Regions from separate parts of the Homo sapiens genome. Here region 2 is linked to region 1. A link is a contact called in ENCODE Hi-C or POLR2A ChIA-PET data. All regions are on one chromosome and are shown on one strand. The core of a region is the stretch at or near the end of the contact, and the rest is flanking DNA. Distances in the headings are between cores, read along the strand shown.

Region 1 (4,975 bases), core at 1,276-3,775:
GATCTCGGCTCACTGCAACCTCCAACTCCCGGGTTCAAGCGATTCTCCTGCCTCAGCCTCCCAAGTAGAGACAGGGTTTCACCATGTCGGCCAGGCTGGTCTCGAACTCCTGAACTCAAGTGATCCACCCGCCTCAGCCTCCCAAAGTGCTGGGATTACAGGCGTCAGCCAGGGCGCCCCGCCCTGGCTCTGCCATTTTGTAACTCAGTGAGTCACTTCATCTCTCTGCTTCAGTTTCCCTATCGCCCATGGCGCTGCATGGCTTACATGAGATAATATTCGCAGTGCACTTAGATCAGTGCCTGGCACACGGTAAGTGCTGACTACATGTATTAACAGTATCGTAAGTGCCGGGCGCGGTGGCTCACACCTGCAATCCCAGCATTTTGGGAGGCTGAAGCGGGTGGATCAGGAGGTCAGGAGTTTGAGACCAGCCTGACCAACATGGTGAAACCCCGTCTCTACTAAAAATACAAAAATTAGCCGGGCGTGGTGGCGCGCGCCTGTAATCCCAGCTACTCAGGAGGCTGACTCAGGAGAATCGCTTGAACCCAGGAGGCAGAGGTTGCAGTGAGCCGAGATCGCGCCACTGCCCTCCAGCCTGGGCGACAGAGCGAGACTCCGTCTCAAAGAAAAAAAAAAAAAAAGGATCATAACTAAGACTCGAATGCGGAGGGATAACAGCCTCTGCTACTTGAAACCTAGTCCTTCTGGGGAGGAAAGCCCAGGTGTGTGGCAGGTGGAAGGGAGGGCGAGCCTAGGTGGTCCTCTTGCTAGGGCAAGAAGCCCCCAAGCACCTGCCCCCAGCTGAGCAGCTCCGCGCCTCCTGGCCCTGGACGAACTTGGGCCCAGACTGGCGCTCCGTGGCACCCCCTCCCCCGGCCTCCCGCTTCGCGCCCTCATCCCGCCCCCCGGCGCGGCCTCACCAGCTCCCCCTGGGCAGCCCAAAGAATGCGAAGAGGTAGGTGGGGGTAGGGAGGAGGGCGAGCCGCTGGGAGAGACAAAGGGCCCGAGTCTGAGCGAGAGACACAAAGACGCGAGGAGGCTGGGGAGATAGGGGAAGTGGGACAAGGACGCGGGGAGTGACCAGGTCCGGAGGCCGGACTGGAGCCCAGCCCCACCCAGCCCGGCCGGGCCAGCGCAGCGCGGGGGCCGGTCTCTGCTGCCCCCTGGCGGGTGGCTGCGGTGAGAAGGCGGCGCGGAGCAGGTGTTGGGAGGGGAGGACCAGGGCGCGCAGGGAGGTAGGGAGGGAAGGAAGCAGAGAACAGAGCAGGGACAGAGAGACAGCGAGAGAGACTCGCACGCAGAGACAAGAGACGCCGAGAGGGAGACACAGAGAAAGAGACAGGGACAGAGAGACACAGATAGAGACAGAGAGAGACACACGGAGAGACAGAGACAGAGAAGCACAGAGATAGAGAGGCACAGAGATAGAGACAGAGAAACACAGAGACAGAGAGGCACACAGAGACAGAGAGGCACAGAGACAGGCCGATAGAGACAGAGATACACAGAAATAGAGACAGAGACAGAGAGGCACACAGATAGAGACAGAGAGACACAGAGACAGAGTCAAAGGATGGAAAGAGACATGGGGACCAAGTGACCCAGAAACAGTGACAGACAGGCCGGGCTTGGTGGCTCACGCCTGTAATCCCAGCATCTTGGGAGGCCGAGCCGGGAGGATCGCTTGAGGCCAGCCTCAGCAACATAGTGAGACCCCGCCGCCCCCCCGCCCCGTCTCTTTTATTGAAATAAAGAAACAGTGACTGACAAAGGAAGACCAGAAACAGAGCGACACCGAAGCATGAGGACGGAAAGACCCAGAGAGGCAGAAATACAGGGACAGAGAGGAAGACCCAAAGAGAGTGAGAGAGACACAAAGACACGTAAGAGAGACAGAGAAATCCAGAAAGAAACGAGTGCAGCGACACCTAGAGTTCGGGGCAGAGATTAGAAACGCACGAGGGTACGAGAAACAGGCTCAGGGCGATGGGCTCGACCTGCGGGGAGGTCGCACAACCGGGACGTGCTGGGGGCAGAACCGTAAAGCCCCACGTGCCTCAGGCAACTGTGATGAGAGGACCCGGGCAGGCAGGAAAGGGCAGGATTCGAACTGTGGGTGGGACAGAGGCCAGGACGGACTGAGCTAAGAGACCGAGAGAACTCCGGCTAGGGCGAGGGGCGGGGCTGGTGGAGGCGGGGCTGGTGGGGGCGGAGTCGGCCGGAAGGGCCGAAAGGGGCGTGGCAAGACCTTGGCGAGGCGGCCGGTAGGCAGGGGGCGGGGCGTGGGAACTACTCGGGAGCAGAGGGGGCGTGGCTAGACCTTAGGGGGCGTGGTTTAACGCCGGGAGCGAAGGAGACAGAATTCTTTGGCAGGGGCGACCTTAGAATCCTGGGGAGGAGCGAGAATGGAATCCCGGGGAGGAACAGGGGTGGAATCCGGGGGGCGGGGTCAGAACGCCAGGAGGGGGCGGGGCCGGAGCCAGGGTCGGCTTGACTCGGGGGAGCAGCGGGTGGATCCTGTGACGTCAGCGGGTTCGAACCGCCGGAGCTGAGCGAGAGGCCGGGGGTGCCGAGCCGGGCGGGGAGAGCTGGGCCGGGAGAGCAGAACAGGGAGGCTAGAGCGCAGCGGGAACCGGCCCGGAGCCGGAGCCGGAGCCCCACAGGCACCTACTAAACCGCCCAGCCGATCGGCCCCCACAGAGTGGCCCGCGGGCCTCCGGCCGGGCCCAGTCCCCTCCCGGGCCCTCCATGGCCCGGGCCGCTGCCCTCCTGCCGTCGAGATCGCCGCCGACGCCGCTGCTGTGGCCGCTGCTGCTGCTGCTGCTCCTGGAAACCGGTGAGACGAGCGGACGGCCCCCTGCCCTCGCGCGGACCCCCTCCAACCTTACCTTCCGAGCTGGGGAAGCCGAGCACCTTCCCCGCCCACCCCCGGCTCCCCGAGCCCCCTCTCGCGTGCCCCCTTCCTGGCTGGCCCCACAGACTCCGACCCCCTACACGTCCGATTCTCTCGAGGAGACTCTGACCCCTCCTTTCTGCATCTCTCTCACCACCACCCCCATCCTTCTTAATCCAATTGCCCATCCTACGCCTGCTTGTCTGTCCCCCTCCCCATTTCTCGGATTCCCGCGCCGAAAGGGTTAAATCCCAGGAAGGCCTGGTGCCCCCTCCCCACCCCGCGCCGAGTAGTTCACCCGGATCTGGGTCTCTGTCTCCTCTACCCCTCTCAGGAATGTGGGGAATGTTCCCCCCACCTACCGCAGTAAGGTCTCGAGGAAGAGGCGAGACCACCTCCCTCCCCTATTTTTCCTTCTTCCCGGCTTGGGCGTCTGAGGCCCGGAGAGAACTGAGGACAAGCGGACCTGATTCGGGTCCCTTGGAGGGCTAAGGATAAGAGTTCTGGCGACTTAGGGGGAAGGGCCTGAGCTCGGAGCTCCAACCCCGAACCTCAGGGAGTTGGGGGTTCTGACTCCGTGGACTCCAGAAAAATTAGGGGCCGGGGGCTCCGTCTTCAGGGTCCCTGGTAGAATGGAGGCTAGGCGCTAAGTCTAACTGGGATCTAGGTAAAACTGGGGGCGAGAGAGGATCAAACTTGTAGCTTCTGGATTTAATTGTGGGCAGGGGGCTTCGTTTTCAGGGTTCCCGGCAGAACCGGGGGACAGGAGACTCGATCTCGTGGGCTTCAGACTTAATTGTAGGCAGAGGAACGTCTTCTGAGATCCAAACAGAAGTGCGAGCAGCGGGCCCCGTCTCTTGGGCTCCAGATATGATCAAGGGTCGAAGGCTCTGTCTTGAGGCTGGAGTCTCAGTCGCCTGAGTCCCAGATAGAACGGGAGGCCCCGAGTCCCAGAGGCTGGGAGACTCCTCCCTTTCCCTATGAATGGTCGGGGGCGACGGAGACGTCGCCGGGGAAGTTTTCCTGGTTTCACTCTCGCCGAGCCAGGGAGGGGCGGGGCGGGCGCTCCTGGCTCCGGGTTCCGGACTCCCCGGTTTCGGGACCTTATCTATCCTCTGGTAGCGCCTTTGTCCTCAGAGCCATAGCAGGAGGTGGACGAGTGGAGCCGCCGCCCTTATCCCCCGTCCCTCCCATTGCTATGCCTTGGACCCCCTGGCGTCCTTCCATCCACCCCACTAGGGGAGGAGAGCGGCCCCCCTGGGGAGGGAGGGGCTGGGAGGGAACCCTTGAAAGAGGCGCTGGCCCCGCCCCTTGCAGGTGACCCGGTTGTGTATTCCCAGCGACAAACTCTGGGATGCTAGAGTTTCCCGAGGGTTTGCGCAGAAGAGAGCTCAGGGGGATCTTGGGGGAACCCCGGCCACCTCTCTGGCCTCATTTCCCCCAGGATGGCTCTCACTGGCCTCCCAGCTTTGACCCAGAGCTGGGAACTCCGCTTCCATCCCCTGCCTCTCCCTTCAGGCAGAAATAGGCAGATGAGATCAGAACTGGCACCTCTGGGTGAATTCTCCGAACCCACCAGACCCTGAGCCTACTGTTAGCTTGGTGCATGATCTCACCGAAGGCTCCAGCTTGCCCTGGGAAACAGGTCCTGTTTCTGTTTCCATCTTAGAGATGAGGAAACAGGCTCAGCAAAGGCAAGCAGCCTTCTCAAGGTCTCACAGCAGGTCCCGGGGAAGCCGGGCTCCGGTTCTTCAGAGCCCCGCACCGGGTGGGCTCCAGGAAGTGCCTCTGAGTTTCCATTTCCTCCCTCGTAAAAAAACTGAGATAACAATCCTTTCCCTGCGGACCATCCGGAAGGCTCCCAGGCCCCACTGATTCCCTGTGAAACCTCTTAGCCCCTGGAGAAGGAGCTGTCGGCCCCTTTCTTGACCACCCCCACCCCAATCCTTCGCCTCTGCTGTCCACTGGCTGGCCGGCTGGCATGTGCTCGCTCTCCCTCTCTCTCTCTCTCCCCTCCCCCTCCCTGTTTTCCTCCTTCCCTCACTTTCTTTCCCCCTCTTCATCTCTCTTCGTTTC
Region 2 (4,975 bases), core at 1,339-3,838, 240 kb after region 1:
GGGACCCAGTGAGGAGTTGACTACAGTACTCCAGGCAGGAAGTGTCTGTGGCTGCAGCAGGATGCTGGCAGTGGAGGAGGTGAGAAGTGTTAGGTTGTGAATAAATAAATATGTGTGTGTGTGTATATATAGATATATAATTTTTTTTTTTTTTTTTTTTTGAGACAGAGTCTTGCTCTGTCGCCCAGGCTGGAGTACTGTGGCACAATCTCGGCTCACTGCAACCTCTGCTTCCCAAGTTCAAGTGACTCTCCTGCCTCGGCCTCCTGAGTAGCTGGGATTACAGGTGCCCGCCACGATGCTTGGCTAATTTTTGTATTTTTCGTAGAGACGGGGTTTCACCATGTTGGCCAGGCTGGTCTCGAACTCCTGACCTCAAGTGATCTGCCCACCTCGGCCTCCCAAAGTGCTGGGATTACAGGTGTGAGCCACTGCTCCCAGCCTTATACAATTTTTTTCTCAGCCTTTCTTTGTCTTTTATGACTTTAATATTTTTGAAGAGCCCAGGTTAGTTGTGCTGTTTTTGTTTTTGTTTTTTCTAAGACAAAGTCTCACTCTTGCCCAGGCGTGGAGTGCAGTGGCGCGATCATAGCTCACTGCAGCTTCAACCTTCCAGGGCTCCAGTGATTCTCTTACCTCAGTCTTCTGAGTAGCTGGGACTTCCACGAGTACATTGTCAAGCCTGGCTAATGTTTTTTATTTTTAGTAGAGACGAGGTCTTACCATGTTGCCCAGGCTGCTCTTGAACTCCTGAACGCAAGCAATCCTCTCACCTTGGCCTCCTGAGGTGCTGGGATTATAGGCATGAGCCACCATGCCTATCCCTGTTGTCCTTGTTTGGCCCAGAGGCTGGAAGATCACTTGAGGCCAGAAGTTCAAGACCAGCCTCGGCAACATAGTGAGACCCTGTCTCTTTAAAATTTAAAAAAAAAAGAAAAGGAATAGCACAGAAGTGGTGCCCTGCCTTCTTAGTGTCCCATTCCTGGAGATGTTGGCTTTGATCACTAAGTTAAGGGGGTGCATACCAGGTTCCTCCAGTATAAATTTGTGTTTGCCCTTTACAGTGAATGAATATCTTATAAGTCTGTTAAGACTATGTAGATACCTTATACTTCATCAAACTCCCATCCATGCTTTTTTTTTTTTTTCTTTTTTTTGACACAGAGTCTCACTCTGTCGCCCAGGCTAGAGTGCTGTGGTGCGATCTCTGCTCACTGCAGCCTCCGCCTTTTGGGTTCAAATGATTCTCCTGCCTTAACCTCCCGAGTAGCTGGGACTACAGGCGCATGACACCACACCCGGCTAATTTTTGTATTTTTGGTAGAGGCGGGGTTTCGCCATGTTGACCAGGCTGGTCTCGAATTCCTGACCTCAAGTGATTCGCCCACCTTGGCCTCCCAAAGTGTTGGGATTACAGGTGTGAGCCACCGCACCCGGCCCTATCCACACATTTTTGCATCTATTCCTTTTATATTTATTTACTTGCCAGTCTACAGTAAGGATTATATTTTCCTTCTCTTCCTTATTTATTCATTTATTTATTATTGGTATGGATTCTGGATTTCTGTTTTATCCAGTGGGTTATAATCTGTAACTATCATTATTGTATTGTTCAAATAATTCCAGATTTGGCCACTGGGAGCCCTTTCAAGCTAGCTCATGTGTGAGTGGGAATCTATCTAGAAGATAGAATTTCCTGATGGATTGGGTGGGTTGTGTGTGAGAGAAAGCTGGGGTTTATTCTTTTTTTTAGAGACAGTGTCTCACTCTGTCACCCAAGCTGGAGTGCAGTTGCACAATTACAGCTCACTGCAGCCTCCATCTCCTGGGCTCAACTAATCCTTCTCCCTCAGCCTCCTGAGTAGCCCAGCTAATGTAAAATATATATATATATTTTTAGAAATGGGGTCTCGCTATATTGCCCAGGCTGGTCTCAAACTCCCAGCTTCAAAGTGATCCTCCTGCCTTGGCCTCCCAAAGGGCTGGGATTACAGGCATGAGCCACCATGCCTGGCCAGGTTCATCTTTTGGCAAATATTTATTGCCTATAAGTTGAGATAAAAACATTATAAAAGCAGACAAAGGTCCTTGCCTTCACGGGGCTCATGTTTTTGTGCATGTGACACTTTTGTTTCTGATCCAAGCCATTGGGGGACGATGGCACAGATTTTAGGAGGGTGGATCAGTCTGGGGCAGGTGCAGTGGAGCTGCCTGGTAGACCAGCCTCTGCTTCCACTCCTCCCTCCTCCATTAGCCCCATGCTTACCATGTAATGACTTCCTGCTCTTTTTCTTCACTCAACAGCCAAGACAATGCAAACTCCAGTGAACATTCCCGTGCCTGTGCTCCGGCTGCCCCGGGGCCCTGATGGCTTCAGCCGTGGCTTTGCCCCTGATGGACGCAGAGCCCCCTTGAGGCCAGAGGTTCCTGAAATCCAGGAGTGTCCCATAGCTCAAGAATCCCTGGAATCCCAGGAGCAGCGGGCACGAGCCGCCCTTCGGGAGCGTTACCTCCGCAGCCTGCTGGCCATGGTGGGTCATCAGGTGAGCTTCACGTTGCACGAGGGTGTGCGTGTGGCCGCCCACTTTGGAGCCACCGACCTGGATGTGGCCAACTTCTACGTGTCACAGCTGCAGACTCCCATAGGTGTGCAAGCAGAGGCGCTGCTCCGATGTAGTGACATTATTTCATATACCTTCAAGCCATAAAGATATTGTGTTCACTTTTCTGCTTGAGGCTAAGGCACTGTATCCCAGGCCTCCCAATGTTCCCGAGCCAGGAACTCTGGGCCCCATGGAGTTATGAGCTCCCTTGGAATTTTGAGCCAAGCTTTAAGCAAGTCTGGACTCCTGAGACCTCCTGGGTCTAGTCAGTAAAATTCTGCAACTCTAGGAATTCTAAGATCCCATTGGAAGGAATGCTCTACCTCACAGAACTCTGAACCCTACAGAAATATGGGCCTGCTGCCATTTCCTGAAGACCGGGGCATCGGGGTGGGGTGATAAAGGATACAACCTGCACAGGGGGAAGTTATTAAAGAGGCTGCAAAGTCCAGCCACCCTGAAGATACTCCCCAGTGCTCCCCTCCTGCTAAAGAACCAGTTACCCCAGGAAAATTCGACTCCTGTTTTTCTTTAATTAACTATACCGACGGGGATGGAGTCATCTTTAGGGGCTGGTAGGGTGGTTATCCAAGGGCTGAATCCAGTGGAGCTGGGCCAAGTACGACAGGAGTCCAGATAAAGGTGTAGGGGCTGCACGGCCGCAAGTCTCCTGGAAAGGCTGGAGTGACCGGCATGCCGGGATTGGGAGATTAGGATTTGATTTCATTTTGGGGCGGGCGGTGGCTCGTGCTGGGTCACGTGGTCGTGCCCAAGCGCTCCTCCTGTTGCCCCACCTGTGGTTGCTGTGGACTGCACACGACAGCAGATTCGCTGTCCCCTCGTTGGAGGCGAATGGTCGGACCCCGAGTGGCGGCGCCCCTGATAAAAGGCCGAGGATTCGCGATCAGGGTGCAACTTCACTCCCTCCTCTTTTCTCTCCAGCCTTGCAGCGTGGCCGTTCACATCACGCGCTTCACTAAGCCTCCTATCACTAGTAACCTTTCAGCGCATTGTTTAAAAAGAAAGCAGTTTCTGTCCCTTTCTGTAGTTCCTTTAAGTTCAGGATGTAAGCGAAGCCTTCCATTAAGTAAAGGTGAGTGTCGTTTCGTCTCAGTCGCGAAAGTGCGGCGGCCGATGATGAACCGCGCCAGGAGCAGCCTCAGCGGCCATCAGTCCATTCGCAGCGCCGGCTCCGCCGAGGCCCGGACTTAGCTCTCGAGTTGCCTTGGCGACGACGCAGCTCGCTCCGCCCCAGTTCCCTTTTATGGTTTCAGCCCCGCCTCCTCTAGTTAGCCGGGTGCGCTTCGGCAAGCGTGGCGAAAGTGCGGCGGCGAATGTCAAGCGTTGGGTCTGAGCCTAGGGGTGTGGCTTGAGCTCACGCTGGTTCTTTCTTGCCTCGGTGATCCACCAGCCTTGTCACCCAGGATTTAGGTTGGCAGATTCGTCTCTCGCCTTTGGAATTTCTACCTTCTCCTAGGTTTTGTTTTTTAAAATCAGGCCTATGATACCGCTCATGGGCTCATATTTATTTTAGCATTGTAATTTAAGTTGTATTTTATGCAACTCTACCCCGATACAGAGAGCTGTTGATGTAACTGCAGCGAGCAAATGGAGGACTAGAGACTAGCGAAGGGGCCGAGACTTCGTCTCCAGAGTATCCCTGTCAGCATCCATCAACTGCACTCATATATTGAATGCAGCTCCTATCCGCCTTTCTTTTCGACTTCTTCATGCCGTTACCACTCTTCATCAGTTAGTCTAGCCTCAATGTTTTCATTTATTTCCTTTGTTTTTTTTGGGGGGGGGGGAACGGAGTCTTGCTCTGTCGCCCAGGCTGGAGTGCAGTGGCACGATCTCGGCTCACTAAAAGCTCCGCCTCCCGGGTTCACACCATTCTCGTGCCTCAGGCTCCCGAGTAGCTGGGACTACAGGCGCCCGCCACCACGCCCGGCTAATTTTTTGTATTTTTAGTAGAGACGGGGTTTCACCGTGTTAGCCAGGATGGTCTCGATCTCCTAACCTCGTGATCCGCCCGTGTCGGCCTTCCAAAGTGCTGGGATTACAGGCGTGAGCCACCGCGCCCGGCCCATTTCTTTCCTTTCGTTGAGACAGGGTCTGGCTCTGTCTACCAGGTCGGAGTGCAGGGGCGCGATCATAGCTCAGTGCAGCCTCAACCTACCGGGCTCAAGCGATCTTCCCACCTCCCAAGTAGCTGGAACTACAGGCTCCTGTAACCAGACCCTGCTAATTTTTAAATTTTTTGTAAAGACGGGGCCTTGCTATGTTGCCCAGGCTGGTCTCGAACTCCTGGACTCAAGCGATCTTCCCGCCTCAGCCTTCCAAAGTGCTGGGATTATAGGCGTGTGCCGCCG

Evidence for each region. Hi-C counts contacts between places; a loop is a spot of excess contacts on that map. ChIA-PET counts read pairs that join two places held with the same protein, here RNA polymerase II (POLR2A). Pooled maps may share reads with other maps.
Region 2: a pooled map shows a loop between it and region 1 (6-fold over the local background). The contact joins the promoter of GEMIN7-AS1 here to the promoter of NECTIN2 in region 1. A Hi-C loop is called at or near these places in 5 of 50 pooled maps. POLR2A ChIA-PET finds 5 or more read pairs at or near these places in 4 of 52 experiments (HEK293, SK-N-SH, activated CD8-positive, alpha-beta memory T cell and 1 more).

Annotation. Positions count from the first base shown.
Region 1 is chr19:44,843,772-44,848,746 of GRCh38, forward strand. NECTIN2 (nectin cell adhesion molecule 2) reads left to right here and starts at 2,526. Exons shown (of 9, transcript NM_001042724.2): 1 at 2,526-2,842. The coding sequence starts at 2,755. RefSeq lists silencers at 890-1,289, 2,157-2,206, 2,287-2,366, 2,497-2,596 and an enhancer at 4,236-4,975.
Region 2 is chr19:45,087,803-45,092,777 of GRCh38, forward strand. It overlaps GEMIN7-AS1 (GEMIN7 antisense RNA 1), which reads right to left and starts at 2,589. Exons shown (of 2, transcript NR_134887.1): 1 at 2,267-2,589. It overlaps GEMIN7 (gem nuclear organelle associated protein 7), which reads left to right. Exons shown (of 3, transcript NM_024707.3): 3 at 2,305-3,716. The coding sequence starts at 2,313. The coding sequence ends at 2,708. RefSeq lists silencers at 1,874-2,047, 3,748-3,932 and enhancers at 1,989-2,984, 2,985-3,979, 3,590-3,639.